Linked DNA regions of Mus musculus: region 1 is linked to region 2. A link is a loop called in an ENCODE intact Hi-C map of the cell type or tissue named here. Cell type or tissue: gastrocnemius. All regions are shown on one strand.

Evidence for each region. Hi-C counts contacts between places; a loop is a spot of excess contacts. Peaks named below come from ENCODE experiments on the same cell type or tissue, not always from the same donor. Only the 100,000 strongest peaks of a DNase experiment are listed, where the experiment ranks them.
Region 1: a loop joins it to region 2, with 2.2 times the contacts of the local background. A loop is called at or near these places in 2 of 42 quality-filtered maps.

The regions. Positions count from the first base shown.
Region 1 is chr7:132,488,102-132,496,101 of GRCm38, reverse strand. No RefSeq gene overlaps it. Among named protein-coding and RNA genes, the nearest start is that of Gm35147, 26 kb to the right of the region's middle. In gastrocnemius, no CTCF peak of the experiment used is centred here; no DNase peak of the experiment used is centred here.
Region 2 is chr7:132,538,856-132,546,855 of GRCm38, reverse strand. Gm35249 (a long non-coding RNA gene) reads right to left here. Exons shown (of 3, transcript XR_378549.3): 1 at 7,486-8,000; 2 at 6,937-7,065; 3 at 4,982-5,176. Among named protein-coding and RNA genes, the nearest start is that of Gm35249, 4.6 kb to the right of the region's middle. In gastrocnemius, no CTCF peak of the experiment used is centred here; DNase peaks (open chromatin) are centred at 157 and 4,624.

The DNA.
Region 1 (8,000 bases), 51 kb after region 2:
AGGGGGGACAGATACGCTCCTCCCTTAAAGAAAAATTTGAAAGCAGGGATCACACTAGGTTCCTTGAGATGGAGAGCATCTTTCCCTGACTAGAATGGTCAGGGAAGGCTGCCTGGAGGAGGTGACACTTAGGCAGGGATGTAACGTGAAAGGCTAATAGGAAGAACCATGGTGAGGGGTTGGGGTGGGGGTGTCTGCAGTGGGGGTGTCTGCAGGATGATGGTACAGACATACCAGGTCCTAGACACAGGAGAGAGACGCTAAAGATCAGGTTGCACTCTGGGTCTTGTCCCTGAAGGAGTGAATTTTGTTCCCTCTTCTCCCCATGGCCATCATGATTTTGTCCTTTTCCTGGTGCTGAAGGCTTAGGGCCCAAGGGAGCTGATTCTGGCATTCTGGTATTCTGGGGGTCACTGTGGCTAGAGCATCTGCCTGGGCCTAAGGAGCCTGGAAACGACCCAACATGTCTAGAACAGGGCTACAGCTGGGGTTTCTGTCAGGGTCAGGCTGCTGAGATTTGCATTTGAGAACTTGAAGATGACAAATGTCCTGGCTGGATCCAGGAAGATGGAGGGAGAGAGGCCAGGGCCGGAAGACCCCAGCCAGGTGGGTGGGGTGGGTTGTGGAGGCCCCTCTCCCTTGGCTGAGCATTGTCTGCCTCCAGTGTGGAAATAACGAAGAGTAATGAGAGTTATTTTCCCCCTGATGTTCTGCATCAGGGACTCGGTGATTTAACTTGCCTCAGTCCCGCTGGGCTCCTCTGTATGAATGGAAGTTGACAATGTATCAAACTTTAAGGAGCTGCAGGTCCAGGAGGGTGGTGCTAGGCAGTAGGCTTTGGGTCCAGCCTGGCCTCCTGGCTTCCTGGCCTCCTGGCCTCCTGCCCACGGTTCCTGCCTGTGGCTCACAGTTTCTGTTTAGGTTCATGCCTCCCTGGTTGATGACCAAATACCACGCAGATATAACCCAGGAAGCAAGGCATGGGTGAGGGCTTTCTTCACAAACCCCTCTGCCCATATATGGGGTGCTAGGAACTGCGCACAAATCAATACATCAATATGATCAGCTGTCTCGTGCTGGTGACATGAGAATGTTCCAAAGAACCCAGCTCCTCTCCAAGAAGGAAGGCATGCCTTTTATATTTTCACACGTTCCCTCATCCTTAGACTGAGAAGTAGTAACAAGCCTGGTACAGAGGAAGGGCATGAACATCTCTTAGGATCTGCACGAGGCGGCTGTCGGTTGGAAGGGTGGTACCTGACTGCCCCAGATCCTCTCTGCCAGGCTTTCTCCTGGGTCAGCTCTGAATGTCGGTACCCTATCAGCTGAGCAATCATGCTTGTTATTCTTGGAGACAGGTAGGAGCCTCCAGGGCCAGGTGTGTGTCTGGCTGTCGGTAGCCTGGACTCCGATTTGCTTTCTTTTGCTACGGTGAGTCTAGTGGGGGTGGGGGTGGGACTCATCTGCTGTGTGAGCCCATAGAGGGAGGACTTGAAAGGAGAGATGGGAATTGGTCTGCAGTCTTGACTCTGAGGAGACAGAGCATGTGGAGGATGATCAGTGGTGAATACAGCTTGTACAGGTTCAGTGATGGAAAGTGGAGGGGGACCAGTCAGGGAGGCAGGGCTGTAAACAGGAAGCCTGCGATGTGGATGGAGGCCTCTGTGTTTGGCTGATAACGTATGGTTTTGTAGGTGAGAGGTCAGAGGGAGACCAGAGTCCAGGAGGGACTCTAGGTTCTTTGTATTTTACTGGGGTTCGAGCTGAGAGGTTGGAGGAATACCTTTGGAAAGACCCGAGGAGCTGTATGCAGTCCTGGTGAGAGTGCAGCTTTGGGATAGGTTCTGGCTTGGCCACTTATAACTGGGCAAGAGGCCCAAGGGATTTGAGGTTCTGGTTTCCTATGATAGCATCATATAAGGTAAATACCAGTATTTCCTTGTTCTTGAATAACTCTCTGTATTAGGTCTTAGAGTGGGTGTTAATTCATTTCATGAAAATATCAGACAAGGTTTTGGGCTAATCATGAACTGCCCAGGCTTGGAACTGTCTATGCTCAGGTCAGGGATCGCTACCCGACTATGTGGCTCTAAAGTCCTTGTCTCTCTGTACCCAGCACATATTAGCACATAATCGTTAGAGCTTCCCTGCTGCCTGCCTTAAGCCTCTTTCTAGCCTCTTTGTGTGTACATTCCATGCACACTTCCTGGGCCTCATTTGTACACACATGTATCTGGAGAAGATCTGTTTTTCCCTGTTATCAACAGGCAGCAGTGCCCACCACATGGTTATAGTCTCACTTCCCCAGTGTGAGATAAGTGGTAAGTTCTTGCTAACTAAATGCAGTTAGAGCACTTCAAGGCTCATTGGGAGGGACTGGGTGTCAGAATGACTCTGGGGAAGGCTACTTGGGAGAAACATGGACACTGTACATGGCATGAGACCTCGGTGGTCACTATGCAGGCAGGGGTCTTGAGATTCTGAGTTGTTCTGTTGAAGCAGTTGGTACACGCCTTAACTGACTCTGGGGCCTTGAAGAGGGAGACTGGTGGCCCCTTCTTCCCTTGGGAATTTACAAGGGGAGGAGGAAAGATAAAAGGAAGAGAGCTGGAATTCAAAGTGGGCCTTCAGTCTCCTGGGAGATAAGGAATGAATCTAGAGTTGTGGCCAGGAGGAGGACACTTCAGATGCATTACAGGAGAGAAAAGGAAAGAAAGAAGGGAACCCCATCAGAACAAACATACTAGAGCTGAGACCCAGGAGGGTGTGTGTGTGTGTGTGTGTGTGTGTGTGTGTGTGCACCCAGGGAGTAATGGGGCCAGGCTCTATGACTGAAGATGGTAGGCTTGGTTTTCTAAGAAGTGGGAGCCATAGAAGGTTCAAAGGACAGCATGGCAGACACTCTTATGCCTTATGGGAATTTCCAGTGACTCTGGAGCAGGCAATGTTGGATATGAGAGGACAGAGAGTGGTGAGGGGTGGAGAGGTGAATCCCTCATAGTGAAGACACCAAGGTGAGAGACTTCTTTCACTCTTCGAGGCTACACAGAGAAGGAGCCCAGGGAAGGGGCAACAGGATGGAGAGGCCACTGTGTTGGAGTCTGTTGATTTCCCAGTGGACTAGGGCTCTTCATGGGGTCTAGGTAGATTCCCACCAGTGCCAGGGCTCTATCTTTCTCTGTGATGTCCTGGAGCCTGTCCCTGTCAAGGCAGATGCTTCAGGGTACACTAGAACATATAGTCCATGAGAGTCCTGAGCACAGCCTGTGCTGTGTTGAAAACATCTGCAGAGTATATTGTGTCTATGAGGAATATGTCTTGCAAATGGGTTTCAGAAATCTGCTCTCTCATTGATTCGATCCAGCCCCACTCACCATCTGTCAGGACAGGGTGTAGATGCTGGATAATGCTTGTGGGTCCTGGAATAGAACAGGAGAGGCGGGCTTTGGTCATCGAGGGAAAAACCAGGTGGTCAGGCATGAGGGGCAGTGAGTCACAGCCCATGGTCATACCAAGGGGCTGAGTTCTGGAGAGTAAGAGCTTAGGTCATTGGGAGTTGCTGAGATGCTATGCCTGATCCCACGAGTCCCTAAAGGCTTCCAGACAGACACCCCTCCCAACAGGGCCCACTTGGGAATGGATTGGGGGTGTTTCAGCTCATACTTTCAGGTCACAGCCTATCGTTGAGGGAGGTCAGTCAGGGATCCAAGGCAGGAACTGTGAGCAAGCACTGCTTACTAGCTTGTCCCCAGGCTCTCATTCAGCTACCCTTCTCATATGCCCACCATCGCCTCCCTAGGGACGGTGCTGCCCGAGGTGGGCTGGGCCCTCCGACATTCTACATTAGCAATCAAGAAAATGCCCCACAGACAAGCCCATGTGCCCAGCAGATAGAAATCAAGAAAATGCCCCACAGATAAGCCCAAGTGCCCAGCAGATAGAAATCAAGAAAATGTCCCACAGATAAGCCCACATGCCTATCTGCCGGAGGCAGTTCTTAACTAAAGTTCCCTTTTTCCAGATGTGCCAAGGTGATGGCGAAGCATAGCTATCAGTGTCCCACAGGTAACTTGAACGTAGGTCCTAATCGGGTAGCAACAGAATCTCTTCTCTGGACCTTAAAACTATTGATTTTCTGTGTTACAGAGCCATACAATGTATTTGCCAACCTGTCTTCTCTGACACTCCCCTCAATATGATCCTTTTGATCATATTGTCTCTGTCGCCCGGGAGCTGGGATCAGCCTGGCTTTGTTAGGTGTTGTTGAGCAGATTGCCCCTTAGCAGGAGAATGGAGTAGAGTTGTCAGACAAGCACAGCCCAGGAGGCCCCGTTATGTTCAAACTTCAGATACACAACAGTTGCTTTTTAGGGTAAGTGCACTCTGCAATTATAGAGCACATGTCACAAGCATTCAGCCTGATGAATCCCAGAAGGTGAGTACATCTTTGTAAAGAGACCAGATCTAGAGACAGAATGTTCCAGGCTTCTCAAATGCCCTCCCACCCCACCCTGTCCCCTTCCGGGAACTTCCCACCCACCCTCATCCCGACTCCTCACAGCACAGCTGAGCTTGGCCTGGTTATGGACATCAGTGTCATATATAATAACCGGACTCACTCAGCCTGAATTTTTTTCTGTCTGACTTCTCTCATGGTTACATCTGTGAGATTCATTCATATTTATTTTTTGGTACATGAATGTGTTCATGTGGATGTAAGGCCGAGGTCAACATCAGTCTCGTTCTCACTTACTCTTCATCTTATTTCTGGAGACAGGCTCTCTCATTGAACTAGAACTTGCTGATTTTGCTAGGTTGGTTGACCAGTGAGCCTCGGGGACCTTCCTGTCTCTGTCTCTCCAGCATCTGGATTATAGGATTGTGCTTCTGGGTCTGCCTTTGTCTTGTGGATGTGGAATTGAGTGTCCTCTAACGTTCTCTGAGAAGTGAGAGAGGAGGCTGCCTCTTTGGATGCTGGATTCATGATTAGAGAGGACTGCTTTGAGCTCCAGGACATGGTCAGGTCTTGGAAGAAGGCCACAGCTAGGTTACCCTGGTATCAGGCTTAGCATATATTCTGAGAAATGGAATCTGGGAAGCATTTACAAGAATCCTGTTAGCATTGTGTTGCTGTAATGGAGGCTTATACAGAACAAAGGGTTATTTAGCTCACCCTCTGGAGCTTCAAGTATAAGATCAGGTGGCCTTGTTGGTCTGGCATCCTGTGAGGAAGGCAGGTTGTAGCAGTGAGAATATGTGGTGAAGCATGTGGCTACATCACCAACCAGGAGGCAGATGGAGACTGGGGTCACAATTTCTTATGAGGGCAGCGCTCCCAAAGATGTAAGACAGTGGTTCTCATCCTGTGAGTCTGGACCCCCTTTGGGGTCACATATTAAATATTCTGCATATCAGATATATACATTATGTTTCATAATAGCAGCAAAATTTCACTTATGAGGTGGCAATGAAATGATTTTATAGTTGGGAGTCACCACAACATGAAGAACTTGTATTACAGGGTCTCTGTATTAGAAGGTTGAGAACTGCTGTCTCAGGACCTCCTGACATGACTACCCTGGGGACCAAGCCTTTATGTGAAACCATAGCAACCTCCCGGCTCAGATTCTATTACATATACTCCCATCCCGGGCCCGAGGTCATCCCTGAGAGGTGGAGAGACTTATTTTTCATACAGGGATAAATACCTTGAGCATGTACTTAATCAGAATTAAATGTTCAGTATTTAAATATTAGTGGCACCTGGAAGTTAGGTTTAATTCATAAATCAAGATTTTACGGCAGGTGATATTTATGGCAATTCTTGCTGGGAGAAATATTAAAATTCGTAAGAATTGTAAATGCTGTAACACAAAATGCTACAGTCCAGGCTCATAATTGATGACTTCCTCTCAGATGTATGGAATAAATTAATTTCATTGCTGTATGGATGACATTAATATGATTTTATAATTAATTTAGTTCTGAGTGCTGCTCGGGGTGCCAGATTTCACTGGAGGGAGGAAAAGGGCTCAGGGAAAAAGGTGACACAGGAAGAATAATTTGGAAAACAAATAAAGAATAATGTTGTAATTAGAAATGGCAGGCGTGCGGGACTCTGCTGTGAAGCAAACACAGGGTCTTGCCCAGAGGTGGCTTTGGAGGGCTGCCGCTGTGTGCTTCCAAGTCCTCTGAGGTCCTGTTGGGGTTTCTCATGCCCCAGCCTGGGCCTTCAGGCTGAGGCACGTTGGAAGTGTTGCTCCTTGGTTGGCTCATTAGACGTGTCCTGGAAGGTGAGCATTGACACTGGCCCTGACAGGTGGGACTCAGAGAGTACAGCCAGGCCACCAGATGACCGAGGATGCTAGCCCTTTTGAAAACACACTACCCAACACAGTCTTCCATGTGGTCCTTTCTGCGTTAGCAGACTGATCAGCTCTGCACTATGCCATTGGAGACTGTCCCTTTATCTTTAAATGAAAGTTACTGGTTATTCCTTAGGCACATGGTTCAGCAAATCCACTCAGGATTTCCTCCCCAGAGATCATTTTCCTCCACAAGCCATTCAGTGGATCTCGGAAGCTGCAGCCCAAAGACTGAGGGGTATGCAGGAATGCAGGATTTCCCCCAAAGCTTGCCTTTTTCTCAAGAGGATTCCCCAGATATGAGGAGGTGCTTTGCTCAGCAGGTGCTCCCTTGACACCATTGGATGCTTGAATAAAGAAAGTGTAAGGTTGATGGAAAATATACCAACAACTATGCCACTAACCCTCACCCGAGCTGGGACCGTTCAGATGTAGCTATGGAAGAGGAGGCTTCTCTAATCCTGCGAAGCCTGGCTGAGAACTCTGCACGTCCAGCAGGAGCTGGTGGTGAGATTTAACTGGAAGGCTCCTCAGACATGCTGGCCCCCAACTTAATGTGTCAGCACTGAAGTCACTCCTGACTGGGCACCCACTCTCTGCATACCAGGCACAGGGAGGATGCAGGAGCACATGGCATGGTGTAGATGTATGTGTGGTAGGTATGTGGTGTGCTGAGATGGAGGCAAGCGTACACATGTGACGGTGTGCATGTGTGTGCATGTTTGGGTATACATGGAATCATGTGGAAGCATGTGAGGGTGTTACTCTGTGTGCATGCAGAGTGATGTGCTTGACTGCCTTTTGACGTATGTTTATGCAGGTGGACAAGAAGAGGGATGAAGGGGTAAGCGTGCTGCCATCCTGTCCCCAGGGAGACCACGGACCAGCAGGGAGAGGAAAAAGATTTACATTGAGCACTTTTCCTTTAAATCCCCAATCCCCCTTTGACATTTGTCCCCTCATCTTCCCCCTCCTCCTTGAACTTCCAATGGGAAGGCTGGGAACTGCTCTCCCAGACTCTCAACAGCTCTGCCTGTTCAAGGGAGGCCAGAATGCTTCCCTGGCTAGTGTCAACCCTCAGTCTAGGTGCCGAGTCTAGGTGCCTGTGCCCGGCAGCCTCCAAAGACCCCTTTGAGCCTGGTTCTGCATGTTCCTTCCCCAAGAGTCTCTAAGAGGACCAGCTCTTCTCTCAAAATCTTGGGGGATGGGGTGGGGAGCAGACCTGCAGTATTGCCCAGGATGTATGTGAAATAATAAAATGTTTTTGTCTTAGTTCATTATTTGTCTGTGTCTTAATAATATTCATTTTAATTATCTGTATGTGTATGTCTGTGTGGGTACATGCATGTGAGTGCAGATACCCAGAGTCCAGAAGAGGACAGCAGGACCCTTGGAACCACAGATACTGGGAACTAAACTTCAGTCCTCTGTTAGAGCAGCAAGTAGGCTTAATAGATGAGCCATTCTCCAGCCTGCCCTCCCTCCCTCCCTCCCTCCCTCCCTCCCTCCCTCCCTCCCTCCCTCCCTCCCTTCCTTCCTCCCTCTGACTCTCTCTCTCTCCCTCCCTCCTTCCCTCCCTCCATCCCTCCCTCCCTCCCCATTCCTGAGTCATGCACTCCCCTGATGTGACATCTC
Region 2 (8,000 bases):
CATGCCTTCCTGCCTTCTCTGTGCCCTGGGGTGGCAAACATTTTGAAGCATCAGCATCTCTTCACTATGATTCTCCGCACTTGCACAAGCTCTGTGAGGTTAACTGACTTGGCCAAGTTCACAGCATGATGGGGTCGGGCCTTTGGCCACAGGTCTGCCTCTCGCAGGTGGGTGGGTCTCTACACAAGGTGAAGTGAGAAGCAATTGTGCCAGTGTTGCTCCTCAGCATAGACAACCTTCGGCTACCATCCATGTGGCCTCCCTTCTCTGGGGTGTATCTGGCCATGGGTGGGAAGTGCGGAAGAGTCTCATCTACTGCAGATGAGATGCATGGCAGTGTGAAGATGGACGGGCTCTGTGAGACGCTGGGAAAGTGACATACTCTGAACTGCTGTTTACAGGCTAGCTTATAACAAGATGATCCCACGTGGCAGGGATGGTGGCAGTTAAGAGTCATTTCTATAGTCAGCATCAACTTGTTATTTTTGTTAAAAAATGGGCTGGATGAATCCTCATGGCTCCTGCTGGGCCCTTGAGAGATCACTGGACTTTGTGCCCTCTGCTCTCTGCCTGGCACAGATTCTCAGCAGCATTTGTGTAGGCTTATTTGATAAATGGATTCTAAGGGGCAGGGAAATGAAGTCCCCTTAGGAATGGGGATGACCAGTGACTTGTTGCTGGAGGTAGGGTCCCAGGGTTGAGCAATGCTTCTCAGGCCTAGATAGGACAGAGAAAGGGTGACTGGGGAAGGTAGGAGAAGAGAGGTTACTGAGCAAGTGGTCCTGGGCCACTTCCTCCCAAAGATTTAGGATCTGCAGTGCTGGCATCATGGACATCAGCCGTGCAGAGACTCATGTCTGGAGTTCATTGCAGGGCTCATCACCTTGTTCTCATTGCTCTCTGCAGGGGGTCAGCTGGTCCTCAACCTCCTCTGCCACACACCAGCTTGGGGAGGAACAAGTCTCTCACTGCCAGGTGGCTGACTAGAATCAGGCAGGTGATTTGAGGAGACAGGCCCTGCACAGAGGTCCCACCCATGTAGTGGATTCCCAGAGACATTGTCTGAAGACCAGATGAAAGTGAGTGGGTTCCCATTGTCCTTCGTCATGGTCTCAGAAGAATGCACGTGGGCAGGTATGGAGTGGAAGAGGTTGACTCCACAAGCATTTTACCCCTAAGTAATTCACCATTGGAATGGAGAAAGTACATTGTTGTTCACAGAATGGCCCTTGCAATCCAGCTGGTGGGCGTCTGGTGATGCTCTCTGTCCGGCTCAAGCTGGAGAAAAGTCTTAGCTGGGGCCCTGTGAGGCTTTGACTGAGCCTACAAAGGCTACCTGGTGTTCTTACGTCTGGGGACTTAGTCCATCCTCAGCTGTCCCAGTCTGGTGTTGAAGGCTAGGGGAATTCCTGGAGAGAGGCTAGTCTTCCGTCTATGTAAGAAGGCTGAAGAAGCTGACGTGAAGGCTGGCAGCAGCAGACAGGATACCATTGCTTTCCCTTGGTCTTCATCCTGTTGGTGCCACCTTAGGTAAAGTACACCCCGCTTTGGGGGAGGGACTTCTTTCTTGGTTAATCCCTCCTGGAAACACCCTCGTAGACCTAACCAGAGGCGTGCCACTGATTTGTTTCCAGATCTGATCAAGTTGACAGTTGAGATTAATCATCACACTAGGCTCTGGGGGTGAGGTTTGGGAAAGCAGATAAGGTGTCCCTTTCCTATCTCAGGATCTCAAGGAGTCTGGCTGGACCGGGCTGGCTGCCTGCATCAAAGACCTGTCTTGGAATCATGGCGTCTCCCCACCAGCTCTCCATGGATTATTTCCAAATCAGAATGGTGATGTTTCAGACAGATCTGCCCTGGAGTTAGGGTACCAGGTAAGGGTTATCAGGGACCTCAGCTGGGTTTAATTTTATTTAGAAAAATGATTGAATGGTAAGGTTCCTTAAATCTGAGTGTCTCAAACAAATCAATGCTTGTTTCACAAATAAAAGTGGGGAATGGGGAGCTGGAGAGATGGCTTAGCGGTTAAGAGCACTGACAGCTCTTCCAGAGGTCCTGAGTTCAATTCCTAGCAACCACATGGTGGCTTATTACCATCTGTTTTGAGATCTGGTATCCTTTTCTGGTGTGCAGACATATTGTAGGTAGAACATTGTATACACAATAAATAAATCTTTAAAAAAAATAGGGTCTCGGCTGGTGAGATGGTTCAGCTGTTAAGAGTACTGATTGCTCTTCCAGAGGTCCTGAGTTCAATTCCCAGCAACCACATGGTGGCTCACAACCATCTAGAATGAAATCTGATGCCCAGATCGAGTGGAGCCCAGATCTAGAAAGAAAAAAATAAAAGGTCTCATGTATCCTAAGATGACCTTGAGGTTGACGTATAGCTGAAGATGACCTTGAACTTCTAACCCTCCTACCTCCACCTCTGGAGGTCTGGGATCTGAGTGTGAGCTGACACATCTTGCTACGTGGTGCTGGGGATTCCGCCCAGGGTTTTGTGCATGTAAAGAAAGCTCTCTGTGACGTGAGCTGCAACAGCTACTCTGCTAGACTTAGTATCTGCTCTGTATGGTCTGTGGAGTGGATTCTTGGGCCTGAGTGGGCCATTGTGGTCAGTGGGTGTACAGGACTGCATTGCAAATTGTTTATAAAGCTGAGGTTCTGTCAGGGGGTTGTGGTGCACACCTTTAATCCCAGCACTCAGGAGGCAGAGGCAGGTGGATCTCTGAGTTTGAGGCCAGCCTGGTCTACAGAGTGAGTCACAGGCAGCTTGAGCTACACAGAGAAACCCTATCTCAACACCCCCCCCCCCCCCGCCAAAAAAAGCTGAGGCTCTTATCAGGACCAATTTTCTTGATGTTCAGGAAGAGCTGGCAGAGTGACCCACTCTTCTGCCCTCCTACGGGTTTAGTGATCCTCAGTCTCTGTGTGGAATATGCCAGTGACCTGTGGGTGCTCACCCTGCCTTCACATGTCCTCTGGGGTTAAGCTACCATATATGAACTGATTTCCTGGGTACTTGTGATTCACAGCAGGGCTACAGGCCCATGGAGCAAAGCTTTGATGAGCAAGCAGATTTGGTCTGTGAGAGGATAAACATGAGCCCCAGCCACTGCATTGAGCGACTCACGGTTTTACTCAAGAGCTGTTGCTGATCAGTTAGTTCATTTTCCTGGGATAGAATCAGAGCATGTAGTCGTGGATATGTGTTTGATGCTGGTCAACTCCAACAGAGTCCTCCATCTAGCCAACTTTATGGATTTCACGTTGTAGCTAGGTGTGGGCATTGTTGACTAGATCCTGCAGAGAGCACCCCTGAGGCTGGTTTGATCTGGCACCAAGCTGGGTATTGCTATACTTTGCCTCAGATTTGTGGAATGGAAACTTGGCCCCAAGTGTGGTAGTAGCACTGAGGGGGGCCCAGTGGGTGGTGGTTAGATCACTGGGAGGGGCTGATATGATTCTTGTGATGCCATGATTGTTCCCTAGTGAACTAAATATAAAATGGGTGAGTCTGGCCCATGACCCTATCGGCCCAGCTGGGTTCTCCTGCATAGCTCCTGCAATTGCTAGGCTGCCTTCTGTGAGGCTCTCACGAGAGGCTAAACAGATGACATCCTCTGATATTTGACCTCAGCCTCTAAAACTATGAGCTGCATAAACCATTTTTCTTTGTAAGATGTCTAGCCTGAGCTATTTTGATATAGCAATGGAAAACAAGAACCATGGAGCAGGACGGATGGTTCAGCAGTTAAGAGTACCTGCTGCTCTTCCTGAGGACCTGAGATTGGTCCCTAGAACCCACTGGTGGCTCATAACCATTCATAGTTCCAGATCCAGGGAATCACACACCCTCTTCTAGCCTCTACAGGGACTGTATACATATGGTGCACTTTCATGCATGCAGGCAAAACGCTCACACACATAAAAATAAATCTTAAAAATCTTAAAGAAAAGAAAAAAATAGTTATACATTCTAAGAGGTGGAAAAGCCGGGGCAGAGTGGAGGTTTTGCTGTCTGCTTGCGGCTGGGTGGTTTGGGCACTACCTAGTCTCCACACCCCACCTTGGCCTTTCCTTGGTCCTTGCCAGGCTGCATCGATCAGAGTCTATGCCCCTGTGAATACATCAATTAAATAGGATCCTTCCCAGGAAGGGCTTTGATTTCCTTCCTCTGCTCTGACAGGCAGCATTATTGATGTCACTGCCTCCTTCTGATAGTGCTGGCAAAAGCCATTCCATCTCCACTGTGCGGGGTGCCTCTTGTTTGCAGTGATTTATTGCACTTCCAACAGGAAGAACTGCATATTTATTCAAGCACAGAAGTTCATTCACCCAAAATACATATGTGAAGGAAAAAGAAGAGAGTGAGTGTGGGGAAGGTCTCCCTGGAAGGTGAGGGGGGAAGGCTGCCTCGATTTCCTTCCCGTGTCTGTCCCTGCTCACATAGGCATCGTGAATTAATTTATAGACAACTGCCACGAGAGGTGGAGGTGGGTTAATTTCACAAATTGATGAGCAATTTAGGATTCAACTGGCATTTATAGGGTGCTGACAGTGCTAGAACCATGCCAGGGGCCAGAGGGTGAAAGCCAAGGAAAGACAGATGGTACCTCAGTGCCTCGGAGAGACAAACACAGGGAAACTCTGAGAAGTGGGGCCTGAAGGGAGATGGGGCAGAGCTGGTGACAAGCCCATGGGAGCCAGAGGTCAGAGGTGACTTTTAAGTAGTGTCTTGTAGCCGGCTTTAAGAGTATGAGTGGCTAAGGGGGTGTCCAGAGGCAGGGTGTGAGTTGAGACATGCTTCTGTTTTTGTTTTTGTGTTTTTTTTAAAATAAAAGATCTATTTATTTTTATTTGTATGAGTACACGGTAGCTGTCTTCAGACACACCAGAAGAGTGCATTGGACTCCATTATAGACGGTTGTGAGCCACCATGTGGCTGCTGGGAATTGAACTCAGGACCTCTGGAAGAACAGTCAGTGCTCTAAACCACTGAGCCATCTCTCCAGCCCCACACTTCTGCTGATCCTCAGAGTGGGTGGAGCCAGTTGAAGGATGGCTGGGGAATTGAGGAAGCTGCCCCAGCCGTGCCTATGCTCTCGGGCAGGGGTGGGGCAAGATACCCAGTCTTCTTGTGTGGTGGTTCACTTTGGCTGCTGCCTGGCTAAAAAAAAAAGTCACAGGCAACAAATGGTTAACTTTGCACACATATGGATTACAGATTTCTGTTTTGTTCCCTGCAATCACCAAATCAATTTGAATCAACACATTAACTGTTAATCAGAGGGGACCGGATCACCAGCCTTGGTGGGAACTCCATGCTTCTCAGCTGTTGGAGTCTGTCCTGAGCTAAGGGACCCGATTTGGTCACTCAAACAGAAACTCCTTACTTGCTGTTCACCCCACATTTCAAAGCAAGGTGGTTGAGCAGGGCCTTTAAAGCTTTGGCTTAGGTCTGGATAGCTTGGAAGAGAACCTAGCCTTGGATTCTCCTGGTGCCCACGGGCAGGCCATGCCTCTGTAAGGCCTTCTTAGTAACCCCTCTTCCTCTGAAAGTCTGTCTGCTAAGTAAGGCTTCTCAATATCCTGGAAAAGGCTGGGGAAGTGTGCATACAGTACCTCCGAGTCTTGATGCTGAGTGGGCTTAGCCCTGCCCCCTCACTGTTCTGGTCAAATTGTCCTGAATAAAGGATGCTTACTGCCAACTCCCCGCCCTGGAATACGCTGACAGTCAGCGTTCTGTAGGGCAGAGATTGATGACTGCACCTTTTGAAGCTTCATACCCCAGAAAGGCCCAGAGAAGGGGCTTCATTGCTTGGGTATAGGATGATGGGCCTCAGCTTGGCCAGGGCTTTCTCTGCCACTACCCCACCCTTCCAAGTAGATCCTCTGTAAGTACACAAGCACAGCCTGTAGGAAAGCCAGGCTGGATTGTAAATAGTTTCCCCCTAATCACAAAAGTAATATAAGTTCATTGAAAAACATCGAACATAGGAAAATAGGAAGACGAGAAAATTAGCCTTTTCTGCCCGAGAGGATATCTGATGACATCAGCACAATTCCTCTGGGCTGTCTTTTCCCTCTTAGCTGCTTCTGAAACTGGGCCTGTTGGCTCTCTGGGGTGTGGCCAAAGGCAGCATGCCTTCAGGATGAACCTGGGTTCAGGTGGTCACTGGAAGTGGCTTAGAAGGCCAGTGCCTTTGGGAGAAGGGTGCACACCTAGATCCTGGCTGTCACGGGTTACAAGTTCAAGAGAACTGCTGAAGTGATCCAAGGTGACCCCAATCTGGTTCTAGAACTAGAGTAGAGCAGTGCTATCTTCAAAACTGGAGGAAAAGGACCGACCAGTGGGTAAAGGCTCCTGCTGCCTGCCAATGTGGGTTTGTACCTTGGGATTCACATGATAGGAGAGAACTGATGTTTACAAGTTGTTTTCTGATTTCCACACAAGTGTGTGTAACACACACACACACACACACACACACACACACACACATGATTGAAACTGGAGGAAAAGAAGCCTCTTGTGGAGCGCGAAGGCCTGTCACAGGTTGACTATCCATGGGCTCAAGTCACCTCCTCTACCAGCCAGTGCTGCAGTATTCCTGGTGGTCTAAGGCCTCCCAGGGTAATGGTGTCTATGAGGGTGGGTATAGTATGCAGAATCCCCTCCCTCTCTTAATTCCAGAATGCCATGGGCCATGAAAGAGAGACAGTGGTCTGGCTAGGAGAGATGTTTTACAGGCGATTTTGAAAGCAGAGGGCATTTGGTAGGAGAGTTTTTTTTCTGTGTGGGAGGATGTGAAGGACCTGTGGCTCTGTGGCAGCTTATGTACATGGCATGAAGTTCTACCCAACGGGGGACATCTCAATACTGTCTATAAAAAGATGACAAGGCAGGGTCTAGCCCTTCCAGGAACCTACCATCTCATGAGGCCATTCTCTTCTACTTTTGTGCGCTGTCCCATCACTTGGAGAAAAAATACAATAGGGAAGGGGTGTGGCCACAATCTTCTCCACATCTCAACCTCAAGCCCTCAGGAAGCTGTGGATCTCCAGGGAGCAAAGGAACATTTTCTTGATTCAGGAGAATAGTTGAGGAAGAAAAGGGGTTGGTGGCTAAAGACTGATGCATCAACCCATGCATGTGCCATGATGGAGAAGGCCTGGGCCTCCACTTTCCAAAGCCTTTCTAGGAAGTTTGCATGCATGAGAGAAATTTTAGTCTGGCTTCTAGGGGTTGGGAACGCCACCCCTCTGCCTGAGGAGCTATGCCTAGGGGTTGGGTAAACACTCACCAGCTCTTTGAAGCAGAATTTTAGAAAAGTTGTTTTATATTTAAGTTCAAGACTGTAATATCACATGAGTTAAGGGGTAGAGGGTGGAGGGCAGAGAGGGAAACCCCAGTCCTTAAGATTCCACATGATTTTGTCTTAAACTGACATGAGAATATATGGTAAGATGGAGACTTACCATACACCTTGACTTCTGTGCCCCTGATTGCAGAAAGTAGTCTGGTTGGTAGCAAGTAGTTCTTATGTCCCAAATCCCAAAGCAATAACTGCTGGGAAATGACAAGCGTTCTGAAAATCCTAAACTCCATCCTTACCTCACTGTCAGGCTTGCATGCTGTAGTTTGGGAGGAAATGATATGATAATTTTGTTAACATTATCTTCAAGAGAAGACAAGAGTCAAGGAGGGTGAGATGAATTCTGGAAACCCAGTGTCTCCATGGATCAGAAGGGAAAAGACCCTAGATCACACTGTTGCCATGATCTCACTTTAGTCATGGTTACACTGTAGTCATGACCACACTGCCAAAGGTCACACTCTCATCATGATCACACTGCCATCAGGATCACACTCTCATCATGATCACACTGTCGTCATGGTCACAGTCTGTCACAATCACACTGACATCATAACCAGATAAGGCAGGGGGATTCCATTTGTTAAAGATCACTGGGCCATGCTATTTGGCCTCTTT